2 separate regions of the Homo sapiens genome follow, and region 1 is linked to region 2. The links are chromatin loops, found by intact Hi-C in ENCODE. Cell type or tissue: endothelial cell of umbilical vein. All regions are shown on one strand. Links, peaks and the distances in the headings refer to the core of each region. The heading gives the core; the rest is flanking DNA.

Evidence for each region. A loop is a pair of places that touch in the nucleus more often than their neighbours do. Peaks named below come from ENCODE experiments on the same cell type or tissue, not always from the same donor. Only the 100,000 strongest peaks of a DNase experiment are listed, where the experiment ranks them.
Region 1: it touches region 2 in a loop (5-fold over the local background); 10 of 110 quality-filtered maps call a loop at or near these places.

Annotation. Positions count from the first base shown.
Region 1 is chr4:148,061,799-148,071,961 of GRCh38, reverse strand. It overlaps ARHGAP10 (Rho GTPase activating protein 10), which reads right to left. Exons shown (of 23, transcript NM_024605.4): 21 at 8,662-8,814; 22 at 7,455-7,546. Among named protein-coding and RNA genes, the nearest start is that of MIR4799, 280 kb to the right of the region's middle. In endothelial cell of umbilical vein, for the core only: no CTCF peak of the experiment used is centred there; a DNase peak (open chromatin) is centred at 4,231.
Region 2 is chr4:147,978,650-147,988,812 of GRCh38, reverse strand. The region is part of intron 18 of ARHGAP10 (Rho GTPase activating protein 10); the gene reads right to left. Among named protein-coding and RNA genes, the nearest start is that of MIR4799, 200 kb to the right of the region's middle. RefSeq lists an enhancer at 7,437-7,486. In endothelial cell of umbilical vein, for the core only: a CTCF peak has its summit at 4,659 (motif pointing left); a DNase peak (open chromatin) is centred at 4,632.

The sequences.
Region 1 (10,163 bases), core at 627-8,626, 84 kb before region 2:
AATGCCCCCAAGTACTTGCCTCCTGGGTGTTCACTTAAAAGCTCAAGCAGGGAGTGGCCAGTAGAGAACAGGGGCCACTTCTGGGATGTTGGGTCACAAAGTCTGCACCAGGGTCATTGACAGGCTCTGCCTCCCTGCACTGGCCACCACAATCCTCATCTACACAATCCCAAAGCAGCCTCCTAACTAGTGTCCTAGTTTCCAGAGTCCGGCCCCTTCCAATCCACTGTGCACGAACATGCACAGTGAACTCTCTAGAACACAGAGCTGATCACATCACTCCCCTGCTTAAAGTCAAACTCAAGCTTTTTGTGTTTTTTTTTGTTTGTTTGTTTGTTTTCTTCCTGAGAGGGAGTCTCGCTCTGTCGCCCAGGCTGGAGTGCGGTGGCGCGATCTCGGCTCACTGCAATCTCTGCCTCCCGGATTCAAGCAATTCTCCTGCCTCAGCCTCCTGAGTAGCTGGGATTACAGGCACGCACCACCATGCCTGGCTAATTTTTGTATTTTTAGTAGAGATGGGGTTTCACCACATTGGCCAGCCTGCTCTTAAACTCCTGACCTCAGGTGATCCACTCGCCTTGGCCCCCCAGAGTGCTGGGATTACAGGCGTGAGCCACCACTCCCAGCCTCAAACTCAAGCTCCTTACTGGTCTGTAACACAGGCCCCTGGGCACCTGGCTCCAGCCGCCCCTCCAGGAGCTCTTCACACTCCACTGGCACATCATGCATGTCAACTGCAGTGAATCATCCAGAGAAATCCCAACTGCAACTCCAGGCCTTTGCAAGTGCAGTGGCTTCTGACTGGAATGCCTTTCCCCCACCTCTTCACCAGGTAGTTCCTCCTGTTTAGAGACCTGATTGGATGCCTCCTCCTCTCAGAGTCTCGTCTGACTCCCACACTGTATGGGAAACTCCTGAAGGCAGCCTGAGCCTTATACATCTGGGCATGGTGCCTGGCACAATGGACTGTTCATAAATATTCACGTGATACTCAACGAGAAAATTGCAGCCTGGACAGCAAAGGGCACAGGTCCAAGCACTCCTCACCAGTGTTCGGAAATGCAATACAGAAGCATTTCATAACCCCCAGCTGTGAGCAGGCCCCAGCTCAAACCCCCAACCATGGTCAGGTGCAGGCGTGGCAGCCGTGGCATAAAGGAAAGGGGAGGCATGAGCTACTCCAGCGGACCAACTCGAAAGGTGGCTTCTGATCACAACCCAGGAGAATAATTTCATATCAAAAACCAAGTACAGGCATACACATCCGTAACACACACAAGTTTCATGAAGCAATACTCTTACCCTCACTGCGCGCATGCAATGCCTTCCTTTCTGTATTCTACTCTTTTTTTCCCCATAGATTTGTGTAGAAAAGTATTATTCTTTGAATGCTAATTGCAACTCAGCGAATTGAGTTCATGGTCCTCTAAGGTATAGCTGCCCACAGTTTGGAAGACAGGGACAATCCAATTCTAATTGTCCTTTGCAACAAGGTAACTGTTTGTTCTTCCCTCCCCTGGATGAATAGGAACACATTCCGGCTGTCTGCAGACTAACCGCCTGCACTTTCCTTACATTCAGTAAGCTTCTGGCTTCAACGCCTCCCTGGAGCTGTTCCCTTGGGCCTGAATGCTATTCCCTGCCTTTATGCCTGGACAGCACCTACTCATGCTTCAAAGAGCAGCTTCAGCATCCCCCCACTTCCAGGACTCCTCTCCTGGCTCCAGACCAGGTCGGGGCTCCCAGTTATGCACCCTACATGTTCTGTGTGCGTGTGTGCAGGCATACGTGTATATATAGGAGAGACACACTGAGACATTCTCTTCTAGTCCAGACTATGAGAGCATGTAACACATATAACATGAGACCCAGCACCTAGCACCGTGTCAGACACATGATTATCTGTGTAATGACTGAGTAAGCAAATTCAGAGATGTGCTCTCAAAGCGATCTGGCAGCAAGTTACTTCCTTCATGCCTTCACTGACCTTGACTCTGACATTGTTCTTCATACCAGGATTTTTAGAGACTTCTCACTTCATCCAAACACCCCAGCTGGCAGTGCTACTAGTGTGCAGCCACCATCAGGGAAAAGCTTTGGATTCTATGCAAAACAGGCCCTCAGGGTTGTAACAATGTGGGGGCCTGAGTGGCAAGGGGCCCAGGGCTGAAGTCAGAGCCCTAGAGGAGACTCCTGGCTACCTAGATGCATCTGGGAAATTAACCCCTGGGCCTTGCTCGGCTGTTACCTGCAATACGGGGTTACTAGCACTTAGCTTGCAGGACCTGCTATGAGGAGGCAGTAAGAGAGTCTCAAATATAGTCTCACCTGCACATGCTCACTATTTCTCCTCCTACCCTATACACACCACACACTTGCGCAAGCACAGACTCGGTATTAATAAAAGACAGGATGAACAGAGGAGGAAAAAGGTGATTTTCTACAACGCTGGAGGTGAAAGGAGGCTTGATTGGGGAAACCAAGGCCAGGCCGGGAATCCTGCATCTCCCCAACCAACAAACCAGAGAGACGCCTCCACAACCCCATTCACCACCTCCCCAGCCCTCCCCTCCCTGGAAGGCAGAAGCCAGTAGGGAGAGAGATGTCACTGCTTTACAGAGGCGACCAAGGGGGATCCTGTAACATCCAAGAGCCTTGGAAGTGGACCCAGCTGAGCAGTGGGCGAGGTGGGCTACAAGGGTCTGGAGACCAACAGCAAGGCATCCCCAAGCACAGGAAAAGTGGCTCCGCAGTTGCAGATAAGGCTGGCAGGCTCTCCCTCCCTCTCTGAAGATCTGACCTCTCTCAGTAGCATCGAACCCCAAAATACCCATCTGGGGCTCCTCTCCTAGTTTATCACACCACTCCTCCCCCAAGCAGTGTCTACGCGGACAACAGGGCTCTGCTTTTCCATTCTTATGGGTGGAGAACATGGCAGTCTCAGTGTCTGTCATTTCCCACGCACCCTCCCTATGCCTGCAGGTCTCAGTCCAGGAACCTCACCCTGCTTCAGCCACGGTGTCCTCACAGCCTTTAGACCACAACAGGGAACAAGACGGGTGTGAGGCAGGGACCCCAAGTAGCACCAAAGAGAGGCAGGTCCCTTCCACCAACTCAGTTTTCAGCATAATGTAGACAGTGTATGTGACAAGTACTGAAATCACTGAATTGTCATCATCACACGGTGAGTGCCAGGAACCCACACTCAACTTCAGAACTGCCACAGGACCCACAGGGAGGCTGCGTCCTGGGCTCTGTCCTATCTCCCACCCCGAGGCAACCAGTAGCTTGAATGTTGTGTTTCTCATTATCTTACCATGGCTATGGGTAAAATTCAGTTTTGTCACACAAGCACATATCCCTAATAATATCCTATTTATTTTGCATATGTGTGAGCTTAACCAGAAGCACATAAGTCAGAAGCGCATAGTCATCTGGAACTTATTTTTTCACTCGATATTTTTTTCTCAGATTCCCCTGTGCTAGGAATCTATCTGGCAACCACATCGCTGGGCTGTGGGGTCTATATGTGATCAGCTTTCCAAGATAATGCCAAATTGTTTTCCAGGGATTATTCTGTGTCTATCTGAGACCTTTAAAGTTTAATCGCCAGAGGCTTTTAAGGATTAATTTGGGCCACACCTGCTCCCCCACATCTACATGTGGATGTTGACAAAGAGCCTGGGACAGCCAGGAAAGCAGTCCCGCTGCTGCTGCCGCTGCCACGTGGGGTCGCTCCTGGAAACCACCTGCCTCAGCACCCCTCCCAACCCTGCCCCTGAGGAGGCAACCACTGCCCATCTAACTGGAGCGCACCTGACTGGAAAGACACAGCAGGACTGGCTGGTGGTCACCAGCAAAACCTATTTCCAGGATTCCCCAGGCCCAGAGAAAAGGGAAAGGTCCCTCTGGCCATCACAGGAACGTCACTGCCCTGAGACCTTACAAACACAGCCCTCTCCCGAGGGTGGGGGGCGGGGGAGTTGGGAGGCATAGCCCCAGAGAAACAGCTAGGCATTAGTGAGTCTACTAGAGAAACACATCTTCCGCCTAGAACTGGAACTCATAACTTAAGTCCAGGCCCACCCAGTAAGAGCAAAGAACAAGGACAGTCATGGAGCTACACAATTGCTAAAGACCCCTGTGCCAACCACACTCTGGGTCAGGATATCTCACAGCTGCACACATCCCAAACGCATAACTACTGACGAGGCCGCCCAGGGGTCACTCTGACCTCCAGTTTGTTTTCTCCAAAGGCCACTGGGTGGCATAAACCAATTTCCTTTGTTGCCTGTATGAGGTACAAAAAGGAATTGCACTGCAAGAGCATCTATGGAGGCTGGAAGACTCCAAATGGATAAGTGAACACAGGAAAAATGTCTTGGGCATTCCAGGGACACTAAGTATTGCTGGTCTGCAGAAAGGGAGCATTCCCGGCAGTACTCCTGTGGGCTGAGCTGTCTAGAGTGGCCACTTGGAACACTGCCTGGCTCCACAGAAGCCGTGGTCAGATGACCTGCCAGTCTGTCTTCTCAGTGTCAGTTGTCAGACAGGAAGACCCCATAGCCATTTAAGGAAGGGCTTCACTAGATGTGTTCTGGGCAAGCACCTGCTTTTAACTAGCTAAGAGATCAACTATGCACAGAAGATGTAAGGTGCAAACACACACACAGATAAACCCTGCTTAAGGGCTTTAAACTTACTGTACCCTTTGAAGAAGTGTTCCTATTAAGCAGCAAGCCTAATGCTGTTGATTCTGAACACCTTCCACTATTATCTGCCCTGCTGCAAAAGAATCAGGGCGGCACCTACAAGACAAGTAGCTCACATTAAATGAGACGCTCACATCCCTGGGTAGGGAGAGAGTGTCAACACATCCACAAGGTATTTTCCAAGTAGCCAGCCTTAGGGGAGGGACAGAACGAGGAGCTCCTGAGACACCCGGGGTGCCCCAGCCAGCAAAGTCCTGACAGAGCTGGATACCAGCACCGCAGAGCACAGAACCAAGGGAGACACAAACTGGCTCAAAGCGTAGCCTCGTCTATGGCACACTACAATGTACCCAGTGTGGCATCGTGGTCAGCAGCCTCTCCCCCATACGTCTATAGCAACTCAGAAACCTCTTTTTCTAGTAGCCCCAATGCTATCTTAATACAACATCAATGTTGTGGCCATCCCTGCCGCTTAGGATGAAGAATCAGCTGCACAGAGTCCTAAAGGAGCCTGTCCCAGGTCACACAGAAGATAAGAAAGCCATGGTGTGAGCCCAGGCAAAATACCTGCAGAGTTCAGAATCCACGTTGCCTGCAGTCAGTGGCTCTCCTCCTCCAAAACACACGGAGACACTGGTATTTGTGTGCACATGTGTGTACATATGTACAAATGTGTGACTATGTATGTGTACGTGTGTACACGCACACTTTCTTTTTAGGAAGACTCCAAATCATCTCGGGACTTTAGACCTGGAGAACGTAAGTCTCCTGGGTCAGACGCCTACCAGGCTGTCCTCTTTTATCCAAACTGGCAGATCTGCATTGGCTTTAGGCACTGACCCTCATTCACATGGCTGTGTGCCCAGAGCAGGTATCCTATACCCCGTGTGATTCTCATTGGTCTAAATCCTTGCAAATGATGGATGTAGGGTAAGCATGTGACTCAGTTCTGCATACTGGGATGTGAGGATGGGTAAACTAGGAAGAAATTCCTGGAAAAGTTTTCTCATTCTTAAAGGAACACAAGGATGAGACACCTCCTTCCGCCAGAGTGTGGCCATGATACATGGAACTGTGGTAGTCATCTCGCTCCCGCCAGGGAAACAAGACAGAGGCCCAGGTCCACCAGCAGAGAGCAGTTCCACAGAGAGATGGAAATACTTTGGTCTTTGATAACATCTTTGAGACTATGAATTAAAATTAGAGCTCCCTACTTCCACACTTACTATTGTGTAAACTAATCCCCTCAACCCTTTTTTTTTTTTTTTTTGAGATGGGGTCTCACTGTGTTATCCAGGCTGGCCTCGAACTCCTGGGCACAAGTGATCCTCCTGCCTCAGCCTCTGCAGTAGCTGGCACAACAGGTGTGCACCACTGCACCTGACTTTAATCCATCTTCATGATTGATTCAAACAGTTGTGTCAATTTTTGTTACCTGCAGCCTAAGGTATCCTAGTAGATACACCTTCTACCAAGGTAACTATCTCACAAACCATACTGCAGGAGGGAGTTCAGAGTCTTCTAAACAAATCCAATCACACAAAATAAAAATTCATCACATTTCTCAAATGAGTGCGTTTCAATACTACCATCGCACCCTCCCCTTCAGCCATATGGTGTGCCAACATGAGACAGGCCTGGGGCAGGGCAGCTACGTTCCACATTCTCTTGGCAAAACTGCATGTATGTTATGGTGATGGAGGAATGATCTTGCTTCTATTCCAAGAACAAAATTTCTCCACAAAGTCTAATTCTGTTCCATGTGGGGTTTTGTTGTTGTTGTTTGTTTTCTGACACTACCAGGAGTCTCTGTCTCTGAAGAGTACATATCACACGCATATAGAAATCTATTCTAAATGAGGCAACTTGCTTTCTAAAAAACAATCGTCAGCAAATGCTGCATTACTGACAGTACACCACTGTGCCTCGTGTTGATACATTCCACATATCCCAAACATTCTGGATAATCAACCATTCCATTCCAAGCAGCTAAGGTTCCTACTGCTTCCCTGGAACTCTTCTGAGGAGCTCCACCCACACACGACATCACGGTTTCCACAGCAACTAATGCATTTCATAATGAGCAGGACTGGGGAGGGAAGAAAGCAAGAGCAGGAGAAAAAAGACACTGAGCCATAAGAGAACTTTTTGAAATATTTAACCAGGCATAGCTCCTAAATGCTTGTGTATGAATATTAAATCCTCAAAAGCTACACCCTTGTTTCAATATGCAAAGTCAATACCCGAATCTGGAGACTCACACACTGTTCAAATCAGCAAAAATGTAAAGCACAAAAATGGTAAGAGAAATAGAAATCAAAAATTTTTAAGGACAGTAGTATCCTCTGTTGACTCAGAGTTGGTAAACCCGAAGCATTTAAAGGACTTGGTTAGCAACTCTGGGAGAACAAAGAAAATAAAGTGTGCAAATCAGAAACATTTCTTAAGTCCAAGTGACACTAGCTTCTTCCCGTCAGGAGAGAGATGACCTGAATGAAGACCCACAAGATGAGATGGGTCAGAGAGTAATCAAGAAGCAAGCATAGTGGCATTCCAGCCATCAACAACAGGCCCCTGGCATTGGGGTCTGGGAGCCTAACGCAGCCGCTTAATCCAGTCCAAAGCATCAAGGGGGAGACTCGCCCTCCCGACAACAGCACCATCGCTGACTGCTCACTCCATGCTGCAGACTTATTAATCCTGCGGACAGGATTAACAGACGAAGCTCCCACTAACACTTACCATCCTCAAAAATTGCTCCTATTTCAAAAGATAATTCCGAGCTGTGTTCTGCTTCACACGGATACACGGCTCGAGCCTTCCGACTGCGGATGCTGAAAAGAAAGAGAATACAAAAGACACCAATGAAAATGTGGAAAACAGAGAGAAACTTCACCCCCCAACCCCCCTTCCCCAAATCTCACTGATGTCACCAGTAGGGCAACTCCTCCCAAAAGAGAAATTAACGTGGAAGTGAACATCAGGCTAAGAACAGTACTTGATTTTCAAGTAAATGATGGGTTTCCAATTCAAGCCTTTCCTCAGGGAGCCTCTCTGAGGAGCTGTCACTGAACCACTTCACCTAATTCTCCTCCCTACCTGGTGGGATGCCCTTTCCTACCATTCAGCACTGTTAGAACCACAGGACATGTTTATCTCCAAGCACTTCAGTTGGTCTATTAGGAAAAGCACACGCACCTGGAGACACACGGCCAGCCGGCAGAAGGAGGCGGCACAGCCACACTCCACAGGTGAGAAACCACTGGCCCAGATCCACTCCGGGTGGCCACCGCTCTAGAAGGGGCTTGTTGCTCTTGCCTGAGTCTTCTGTATTTACACCCTGCCTCCGCCCCAAGAAAGGCACACCAGGCCCAGCTTCTCACCATTTGTTAAAGCAACCTCTGTGTCCGTTCATGGAAAGGACGGAAACCATGCTTTTAGCCAGTCTAATCAAATCCAAAGGAAACGCCTCACCTCACTGGTGTGGGGGAAGCCACTGACAGGAAGAAGCACCTGAGCCACTACAGGTGGAAGAGGCTGCTGGAGGGCAGCAGCTCTGTCCTCTATGGACTTGGCCACTGGATGCCATGGAAGCGAATGTTTCCAGTGCCAGCTTGCCTACTTTTAAAACGAAGAATGTGCTTTATACTCATGAGCAAGAAGTTCTTCCAAAATAAGAACTTCTTCATAAATGCACAACCAGCACCACAAAGACAGAGTAGGCTCAAGCAAGTCTCATGTAAGGCAAATTCTCCAAAGAACGTCCTTGCTACTGAACTGGGTGAGGCACGGCCCTGATACAAGGTGGTAAGTGCTGTCCATGAAGTCCAGGATGCTGGGGGTATCTGGGCAAGCTTTTGCCAGCAGAGAACACAAGAACCTGCTCAGGTTCATCAAGCCCCCTGTGTGTGCTGCCACCATATTCCACATTCCACTCCAAACCACGTACCTTTCAGGTGGCTTGTCCGCTACAGTAGCAGGAGGAGAAAAGGGGAAAGGGGACGACCCGGGTGAAAGAGGTGTCACAGCTGAGTTGGAGCTTGTTGTGGTTGGAGACTGTGGGTTAAGCCACTGGACCATAGACGATCGGGTCTGGCCTGGGCTAAGGGTAGGAGTTTGAAGGACAGGATTAATAGCAGAAAGGCCACAGAACACGAAATGCACAACATCCCAATCCCAGATGACTAGGTCACTAATTCCCCTATCATGCCTGACCAGTAGGGACAGAGTCCTCTCTGCATCCTGCCGGGGCTGCAGCCCAAACTACGGATACCAACAACCCAGAAACCAGCCACAGCCCCAAACTCAAGCTGTCTTACTGTCCTTCTCCAGGTTCTCCAATCTGTCCAACCTGCTAGCACCCTATGAGTTCACTAATTAGAAAACCAGAATCTAATTGATCAAAGGAGTAGTGGGACATTCAAGGTATTCACTTTTTCTAATTATAAGGAAAACCACAGGAATCTAGCATCAAGCACATGACCGGCAGCTGCAAAAGATCAGCTAAACATTTAAAGATCTTTCACCTGCTCCTACACGTGTGGCAATTCAGAAGAAAATGCCACTGGATTCAGGCTTCCTCTAGAGAGGGCCAAAGACTTCGAAACCAATGAACAGCAAAAACTTCTGGTGACCAGAGCATTTCTTAATATTTCCCTTTTTTTTTAAAGTTAATGTAAACAGGTCAGTGAACAGACACCTGGAATGGCCTCTAAGCACAGAGGGAGAGTTCAAATAATTGATGCGTGTTAATCTGAATTACTCTTCAGTGACCTCAGAACTGGAGGCGACTATGGTTTATGACATTCCCTTGAGAAGTGTCTCGTTTCATTCAGTGACATTTTGAACACACACGTGTTCCCTGTCTGCAGCACCCAGGTGCTCTTCACCTAAGATACCCCGTCTTCTGCTAAACCAGTACACCAGTTTCCACGAGCAGTTTCCCGAGGCTTCTGCACTCCTCAGCATGCTCTCAGATTGTTTCCCCTGCCGGAGAACTAGCACCGTGTTCTTCAGTACCAGCATGGTCTCCTGGCCAGCCCCTAGGTGCAATCCTCCAACACGGTGACACTCAGCAACCTAGGGCCAAGTTTACCCACTTGTCTCCCTATACACAATGCTCCTGCACCTGCTCACCTACCAGGGGCCGTCCCGCCCCAGCAGCCTACCCTGTCTGCCACAGCTCTGCTTCCTGGCGTTCCCACCTCCGCCTCAAGCTTTGCCTTTCCTCTCAAGCTCCCCGCCCTGCTCTAATCTTGCCCTTCCTTGGCTCAGCTCCAGTTCCACCTCCCCCAATACTCCCCCTGTGGCCTCTCTAACCCATACACCTTCCCTGAAGGCCTGCGACACCAATAAATGAAAGGGCACATTGATACTGGTTGTTCTCTGATGCCTTCAAGTATTTCTCTTGCCTCCACAGGAAGATCTTTAACTCTTTTTCCAGATCTCACG
Region 2 (10,163 bases), core at 1,230-9,229:
ATGAGTCTGAGGTGAGGGGCATCTTTACCTCCTCTCCTCTCAGTTCCTACACGGAAGTGTGGGGGAAAAGTCAACACTAAAAGGCCACAAAGGCTGACTCTGAAGAAATGTTCTAGACCCCATTTTTTTATGGATCATGTTGCAGCTCTTGGTTTCCCCAGGGTTCTAGGTTCCTAACCTGAGAAGTCCCCAAAATTCCTGAAAGTGTACACTTTTTGGTGTGTGTGTATATATAAACATTCAATTTTCTGGAAACAGAACCCAAAGCTCTCATCACATTTTTAAAGTGGGTCTTAATGTACTAAAGCTTCAGAGCTAGATAGAGGAAAAGGCTGTCAGATGGAGGAGGGAACTGTAAAATGCTACCTGACCAAAGGACCGGCAGGCCAGAGGACCAGCCAGGAGATGTGGAAGAATGCAAGGCACAGAATAGAGACTAAGATCTCAGAAAACATGATCTAGTAAATGAAATTAGTGGAAGTTCAGAGGAAAGCTACTTCTGGTTTAAACTGTGGGCTGAGAAAACTGAAAAATAAAGTTAAACAAGTTTTAGCCATAAAATTTTGGGAGTCAACCAATAGGCTCAGGTTTGAATGGCTTCAAAGAGCCAGTTTCTACCTAAAACTATGTTGACCAGACACACACGCTCCATCTGTTTTCCTAAGGACTGGGCCTAAGAAGCAGCCAGCCTCAGGGACAGGCAGGAGACACCTGCAGTAAGGGAAATAAAAACTACACTGAGTTAAACCAAACTCACTGAGTAAACTATGTATCTGTAACTTTATTGAACTGCAAGTGCCTCACACTCTGTATTTTCTCACACTGCTGGAGAGATGATTTGGTTGCAACCAAAACTTTGCCAAAGTGGCATAAGTAAAAGTGGATTTATTAAAAGGAATCAGCAGGAAGTAACAAGAGCTGGGACTCAAGACTGCCTTGGATTAGTAATGAGAGGCCATCAAGAGTCAAGGCAGCAAGTCTCCACTTCTCTCCCACTCCTCTTCTCCCTCCTGAGGAGCTGCCAGATTCTCTCCCCATCACTGCCTTTTCTCTGTTCTGCCTACACCTGACCCAGCACAGAGATGTCTTCAGCCCCAAAGCCCAGAGACAACCTCATAGTAACTGGCTCAGTCTCCCCAAATCCTAATTCTCAATTTCTAGCAGAGAGAATCTGTCTCAGCTCAGATCGCAGTCTGATAATTCATGTGCTTAGCTCTGTGTCAGCAGCAGACCCAGAGAAGACAGGCACCAAGCCTCACTAACACAGCAGGAGGGGTTCATGTCCACAGTGAGCAGTTCTCAGTGCTGCTGGGCTGTCGCCTGAAGGAAATACTTGTACCAAATGACTACAGGGCACTACAGACTGAGGAGGGACCCAGAAAAAGGTAAAAAGAGGAAGTGGCTATGCGTTCAGAGTCTAGAAAAATACCCTTCTCCCAATCCTGCCGATCTAGAAGGGGAAGGAAATCATTCCAGAAAAAATTTTTTAAAAACTTCTCTACAAGTATCCTAGTCTGATGTAAATGGCTATATGATTATAGAAGCTTCAACAGTATATGTATTAATGTATACTTTATCATTCTTAATTACAATGATTTTGCTGAAAGCATGTAGCTTATTCTCAATACATTTGTTTACAGTTTAGAAAAGTTAGTTTTTCATATATTATGTGATACTCCATGTTTATCTTTCCCCACTTAGTCTATCTGGTATAATTTTAGATTTCTGAAAATATATTTGAGACATCAAAATATTCTATTTTCAGTGATTCAGTTCAATCCGCAATAATCCCGTTATCTGCTGTTTCTGAGGATCAGTGTAGCCTATTAAACAGTCACAATGAAGACAAAAGGTTTTTACCTAAAGCCATTTCGAATGGAAGGAGCAGCAGCAGAGTCTAGGGCTTAAGAATCCACCTCCAAAGCCAGGCAGCCTGGGTCTGAATCCCCACTTACCAACTATGTGAATTTGGCAAAATTCTTCACCTAAACTTCAGTTTCCTCCGTTTGTAAAGCAGGGATGAAAGTAATGTCTACCTTTCAGAGTTGTTGAGCAGGATCTGAATCATGATGTACTTTACAGAATATGAGCACTTAGTAAATGTGAGACATACTCTTATTCTATATGAATTATATTGATGGTGATGAAGATGAGGAGGAAGATGGTAACCAGAGAGGCCTGACACTGTCTGAAGATCCTAGAGAGACTGTCTTGGCTGTGGGGTGTACGTCACCCTGGAGACAGCACACTAAAAGCAGTATGAGGAGAGGGTAGGTGACCAGGGGAGAGGAGTTTGCTTTCCTGTCATTACCCTCTAGCTGTAAAAATCAGTTAACCCCTTGATTTTCTCGAAAAGCAAACAAGTAATTGCAGTCATTTAATATTAAATGCATATATTTGTATATACTTCATCAGACAACAACAGTGGAAGAGCTAAGGGACAGGCTTTGGAAACAGAGTGGGCTCAAATCCCAGTTTGGCCATTTTTAGTTCTATAACCTCGAGCAAGTTGATGACCCTCCATGAGCTTCATGTGTCTCATTTGGAAATGGCAGTGAGAGGCATGGAGTAGCTCACTTCATCCCTGTAACCACTCCATCAGGGAGGTAGTTCCGTTTTTCTTATTTCATAGATGAGGAAACTGATAATGAGGTTAAACCGGTCACTTAAGTCCCTCAAAAGTCACATGACCTTTTTTCCCAAGATGGCAGATGAGAGGCTTTCCGCATACCTCAGCCACTTGCAAATAGCAAAATAGTGCATAAAGATAAACCCTGTGAGCTTTAATTCAAACAGGAAAACGGAAATCCACTTCAACAGCAAAGGACACCCCAGACTCCAGAGAGGAGAAGGTGGGCAAACAGCCTCCATGATGGCATCTGGCTGGTAAAAGTGAGTGAAGCCTCAATACATAAGAGGCAGAGGACCTCCCGCTGTCATTTCCCTTACTGCTAGGGATCCGCGCAACCCAGGCCGAGGGAGAGCACTTTGTTTCTCTTCAGCCTTGGAGCTAACTTGGGGAAAAGCTTACAGACGCTGAGACGGACACACTGAGAAAAGCTGCATGTATTTTCTCAGAACCAGGAATGACAAGGGGATGCCATTTTTAATCCAGGCTCAAACAAGGCAGTCATTCTTCAGCAATTTGGCAGTGTGGTCATGCAGACAATTTAGTCTTGGATCAAATATTGCAGCATTTGCTCTGCAGCAGGGGAAAGGCCTCCACAGCCAAAACTGAGCAACAAATATAGAAAGTAACCCAACAGTAGGTACTAGAATTGTGCTCTCCCCCATCACAGGTCCAAAAGTAAGAGGAGAGTCGCTGTAGCCATGGTTTATCTGGGCAATGAGGCGTGCAGACAGAGCCAGCTTGGTGGCCTGGAACTGGTTTGCATGTGTCCCTGCTGGGTGCCCAGCCTCCTCTCCTGAGGTTATGGTGCAGCAGGGCCTTCTACACTCCACCCCCAGGCAGATTTCCATGCATTCAGAGCACCTGCTCACCTGGATCAGTAGCCTGAGCCACCCATCTTTCCTGTGCAGAGACCGTGGTACAGTGAGGCCCTCTCTTCCCCACACCCAGGAGTATCTCCAGGCATTCAGAGCACCCACTTGCCTGGATCTGCAGCCAGAGCTACCCTTCCCTTCTTGTGCAGAGACTGTGGTGCAGCAGGGCCCTCTCTGCTCCATACCCAAGCAGATCTCCTGGCACCTGGAGGACCCACTCTCCTGGATGAGATTAGGCAGCTCCACTGCCTCATGCAGAGAACTTGAGACCAGGTGAGGTTCCCAGCTCCACACCTAGGCACATCTCTATGTGCCTAGTAGCCACCCATTGGACCACCCCTCAAAGCTGATGCTCGGACCTGCCATTGGGGGACCTGTAGGTGGGCCTGCCTGGTCTGGCCTGCCCATCTTGAAGCCCTCCTCCAGGTTGGAGCAGGGCGCTCAGACCACTGTGCACTCCACAGATTGGCCCTGAGGCAACAGAGAGTTTCCCCAGTAAACAAGGATCAAGTTTCTACTCAACTATATTGGCCACAGCTGGCTCTTAACCCAAAAGCCACTTCTTGGCCTGGACGTTGAATGGCACAACACAATAAGAAATCAGACATAAGCACACAGCACTCAGGAACGAGGTTAGTCTCCTGAGACCACTGCCCCCTGGTCCTACAGGAGGCAGTGAGCCTGCTCACAAGCCACCACAGAAATGCTATTTATAACCACAGAACTCAAACAGACACCTTGCCAGTGAAAACAGCCAGATCTGGAGACCCAACTCTTGGTGTGGTCCTCCCACAAGGGAGGTGGGAGCACAGCCTCCAAAGGCCACCGTGGGTCAAAGGAAACACGGGCATGGCATTAGCCGCTAAAGGTGGCACCACCACAGCCCTGGAACGAACATGGAGAGAGGGTCGTCTCATACTCCCTTCCCGCCTCCTCAATGTGCTGTGGCGGACTTGGCAGTGCGTCCTCCTGCTGGGGCCTGGAGAGTTTGGGCTGAAAGAAACTGCTTCCTGGGGCTTCTCCAGTGGCTCCAGCCGCTGAACGCGAATGTGTACTGGGGGAGGGCGCTTTTCATGCTTCTCTGTTGCCTCCCTCTGCCCATTCCCCAGGCAGCTATTACTCTTAAGCGCCATCTACTGGACTGCAGCTTAAACAACACCACCAAACAAAATTACACCCCTACAAGCAACAAAGGAGAAAGCCACTGTAGGAACCTCTCTGCAACCAAGGAACTCATAAACAGCCTTGGAACTCTGAAAATACCCAGAAACGTAGCCAAACAATCACACACAATATACACCACAGTAACAGCCCCAAGGACAAAAAGAATAAAAAAATCAAGAACTCTCATCCAAACAATAACAAAATCAAAAAAAAGAAAACATCAGTTCTTTCAAATGAGAAGAAACCAGCATAAGAACTCCAGCAGTAGAAAAAGCCAGACTGTTTTGTCACCTTCAAAGGATCCCACTAACTCCCCAGCAATGGATTCTAACCGGAATGAATGTCTGAAATGACATATAAAGAATCCAGGATATGGATAGCAAAGAAATGCAACAAGATCAAAGAGAAAATTGAAATCCAAGACAAGAAACAACACAAAAACGACTCAAGATTCAAAAGATGACATAGCTATGTTAAGAAGGAACAAAACAGAACTTCTAGAATTGAAAAATTCACTATAGGAATTTCAAAATACAGTTGGAAGTCTTAACGGCAGATGAGACCATGCAAAAGAAAGAATTTCAGAACTCAAAAATCAGTGCTTCAAATGAACCCAGACAAAAATTTGAAAAAAAAAAAAAGAATTTTAAAAAATGAACAGGCCGAGTGCAGTGGCTCACGCCTATAATCCCAGCACTTTGGGAGGAGGAGGCGGGCGGATCACGAGCTCAGGAGATGGAGACCATCCTGGCTAACACGGTGAAACCCTGTCTCTACTAAAAATACAAAAAATTAGCTGGGCGTGGTGGCGGGCGCCTGTAGTCCCAGCTACTCGGGAGGCTGAGGCAGGAGAATGGCGTGAACCCGGGAGGTGGAGGTTGCAGTGAGCCGAGATCGTGCCACTGTACTCCAGCCTGGGCGACAGAGTGAGACTCTGCTTCAAAAAAAAAAAAAAAACAAAGCAGCCAGGCACCATGGCTCATGCCTGTAGTCCCAGCACTTTGGGAGGCCAAGGCGGGTGGATCTTCTGAGCCCAAGAGTTCAAGACCAGGCTAGGCAACATGGTGAGACCCCCATCTCTACAAAAAATGCAAAAACTTAGCAGTGCATGGTCATGCACACCTGGAGTCCAGCTACTAGGAAGACTGAGGCGGAAGAATCACCTGAACCCAGAAAGTCGAGGCTGCAATGAGCTGTGATTATACCAGTGCACTCCAGCCTGGGCGAGAGTAAGACCCTGTCTCGAAAATTCAGGAAAAAAAAGAAAGTAAGTAAGTATTTGAGAAATACGAGATTATGTAAAACAACCAAATGTATACCTTATTGGCATTCCTGAGAGAAAAGAAGAGAAAATAAGCAGCTTGGAAAACATATTTGGGGATAAAATTCAGGAAAATTTCCCCAATCTTGCTTGAGAGGTTAAAATGCAGATATAAGAAATCCAGGCTAGGTGTGGTGGCTCACACCTGTAATCCCAACACTTTGGGACACCAAGGCAGGAGGACTGCTTGAGCCAAGGAGTTCGAGACCAGCCTGGGCAACATAGGGAGACCCCATCTCAACACAAAATACCAAAAAAAAAAAAAAAAAAAAAAAAAGATTTAGCTGGGTGTGATGGCACATGCCTGTAGTCCCAGCTACAGTCTTAGGAAGCTGACATGGGAGGGTTGTCTGAGCCTGGGAGGAGGTCAAGGCTGCAGTGAGCCGTGATTGCACCACTGCACTCCAGCCTGGGCAACAGAGTGAGACCCTGTCTCAAAAAGAAAAAAAAAAAAAAAAGAAAGAAAGAAAAGAAACCCAGGGAACTCCTGTGAGATACAAGACGACCGAGTCCAAGGCACATAGTCATCAGACTTTCCAAGATCAACGCAAAAGAAAAAATCTTAAAGGTAGCTACAGAAAAGGATCATGTTACCTATAAAAAGAAACCCATCAGAATGACAGCTGACTTCACAGAAGAAACTTTATAAACCAGAAGAGACAGGGGGCTGAGGCAAAAGGATCACTTGAGCCTGGGAAGTCAAAGCTGCAGTGACCCATACTCATACCACTGCACTTCCAGCACGGGTGATGGAGCAAAACCCTGTCTTTTGAAAAAAGACTAAAAATAAAAGACATAGGGTGGCAAATTGAATTTTAAAACCAAGATCCGTCCTTCTGCTGTTTGCAAGAGACCCATCTCACATATGATCACGCCCCTGGGCTCAAAGTAAAGGGATGGAGGAAAATCTACCACACAAATGGAATCGAAAAAGAGCAGAGGTCCCTACTCTTATACATATATCAGAAAATATAGACTTTAAACCAACAACAGTAAAAAAAAGGACAAGTAAGAGCATTACATAATGATAAAAGGTTAAATTCAACAAGAAGATTTAACTATTCTAAATGTATTTGCACCCAACACTGGCACACCCAGATTTATAAAACAATTACTTCTAGACCTAAGAGAATACTTTGACAGCCACATAATAATAGGAGGAGACTTCAACACTTCACTGATGGCATTAGACACATCACAGAGGCAGAAAATGAACAAAGAAATTCTGAACTTAAATTCAACACTTGACTAACCGGACCTAATAGGCATCTACAGAATACCCAACAACCACAGAATAGTCATTCTCCTCATCTGCACATGTAACATTCTCAAAGACTGAACACATGCTGAATCATAAAGCAAGTCTCAATATACTTTTTAAAAACTGAAATCATACCAAGCATCTTCTCAGACCACAATGGAATAAAAATAGAAATTAATACCAAGAGCAACTCTAAAAAACACACAAATACATGGAAACTAAACAACTTAACTCCTGAATGACTTTTGGGTAAACCACAAAATTAATGCAGAAATCAAAAACTTCTTTGAAACAAACAAAAGTAGACATAATATACCAAAATCTCTGAGACATGGCAAAAGCAATGTTAAGAGGAACGTTTACTGCACAAAACACCTACATCAAGTGGAAAGATCTCAAATTAACAACCTAACCTTGTACCTAAAGAAACCAGAAAAACAAGAACTAAACCCAAAGTTAGCAAAAGAAAAGAAATAACTAAAATCAGAGCAGAACTAAATGAAACCAAGACCCAAAAATACCATACTAAAGATCAATAAAATGAAAAGTTGGTTCTCTGAAAGGATAAACAAGATTGATAGGATTAACAAGATTGATAGGATTGCTAGCTGGATTAACAAAGGAAAAGGAGAGAAGATCCAAATAAGCACAATCAAAAATAACAAAGGTGACATAACAACCGATACCACAGAAATAGAAAAGATCTCCAGAGACTACTATGAACATCTCTATGCACACTGATTAGAAAATCTAGAGGAAGTAGACAAATTCCTGGAAACATACAACCACACAACTTCCCAAAATTGAATCAAGAAGAAAGAGAAATCCTGAACAGACCGATAATGGAGTAATGAAACTGAATCAGTAATTTAAAAAACCTACCAACCAAGAAAAGCCCTGGACGAGATGGATTCACAGCCAAATTCTACCAGGCTTACAAAAAAGAGCTGGTACCAATCCTACTGGAACAATTCCAAAAAATAGAGGAGGGAATCCTTCCAAACCCTGTCTTTGAAACCAGTATCATCCTAACACTAAAAGCTGGAAAAGACAAAACAACAACAAAAAACTACATGCCAATATCTCCAATGAACACAGATGCAAAAATCCTCAACAAAATACTAGTAAACCAAATCCAGCAGCATATCAGAAAGTTAATTTGCCATGATCAAGTAGGCTTTATTCCTGGGATGTAGCAGTGGTTCATCTACCCAAATCAATAAATGTGATTTACCACATAAACAGAATTAAAAACAAAAACTATATGATCATCTCAATAGACACAGAAAAAGCATTTGATAAAATCCAATATGTCTTTATGATAAAAAGAAAAAAACCAACAAACTAGGCATTGAAAGAAGATACCTCAAAATAATAAAAGCCATTTATGATGAACCCACAGCCAGCATCATACTGAATGAGTAAAAGCTGGAAGCATTTTCCTTAAGAACCGGAACTAGACAAGGGTGTCCACTCTCACCATTCCTATTCAACATACTAGAAGTCCTACCCAGAGCAATCAGGCAAGAGAAAGCAAAGGCATTCCAAATAGGAAAAGATGAAGTCAAATTATCTGTCTCCACTGACAATATGATTCTCTACCTGGAAAACCCTAAAGATGCTGCCAAAAGACTACTAGATCTGATTAACAACTTCAGCAGAGTTTCAGGATACAGGATGCAAAGTCAACAGATAAAAATCAACATTTCTTTATATCAGTAACATCTGAGCTGAGAAGTAAATCAAGAATGCAATCCCATTTACAATAGCCACACACCTACACAAAAACCCAGGCATATATTTAACCAAGAAAGTGAATGATGTCCGTGAGAAGAACTACAAAACACTGCTGAAAGATATCACAGACAATACAAATAAATGGAAAAGCATTCCATGCTCATGGGTTGGAAGAATCAGTATCATTAAAATCTCCATACCGCCCAAAGCAATCCACAGATTCAGCATTACTTCTATCAAATTGCCAATGTCATTTTTCAGAGAATTAGAAAACACTTTTCTAAAATTCACATGGAATGAAAAAAAAAGCCTCAACAGTCAAGGCAATCCTAAGCAAAAGGAACAAAGCCGGCTTCAAACAATACTACAAGGCTACAATAACCAAAACAGCATAGTATGGGCACAAAAATAGGATATATAGACCAATGGAACAGAACACAGACCCCTGAAATAAAGCCGTACACCTACAACCAAGTCACCTTTGACACAGCTGACAAAAAACAAGGGGGAAAGGACTTCCTATTCAATAAATGGTGCTGAGAAAACTGGCTAACTCTATGCAGCAGAATGAAACTAGACTACTACCTCTCATCATATACAATAAATTAACTAAAGATGGAGTCAAGACTTGAATGTAAGACTTCAAACTCTAAAAATTCTAGAAGAAAACCTAGGAAATACTCTTCCAGATAGTCGCCTAGGCAAAAAATTTATGAAGACCCCAAAAGCAAATGCAACAAAATCAAAAACAGACAAACGGGACTTAATCTAAAGGGCTTCTGCACAGCAAAAGAAACTCTCAACAGAGGAAACAGACAATCTACAAAACGGGAGAAAATATCTGCAAACTATGCATCTGACAAAGAACTAATTTCCAGAATCTATAAGGAACTGAAATGAATAATTAAGAAAAAACAGCCCCATTAAAAAGTGGGCAAGAGACATGAACAGACACATCTCAAAAGAAGACGGACAAATGGCCAAAAAACATATGAAAAAATTGTTCAACATCATTAATCTTCAGAGAAATGCAAATTGAAACCACAATGAGATACCATCTGTATTAGGCCATTCTCACACTGCTATAAAGAACTACCTGAGACTGGGTAATTTATGAAGAAAAGGGGCTTAATTGACTCACAGTTCCACAGGCTGTACATGAAGCATGGCTGGGAG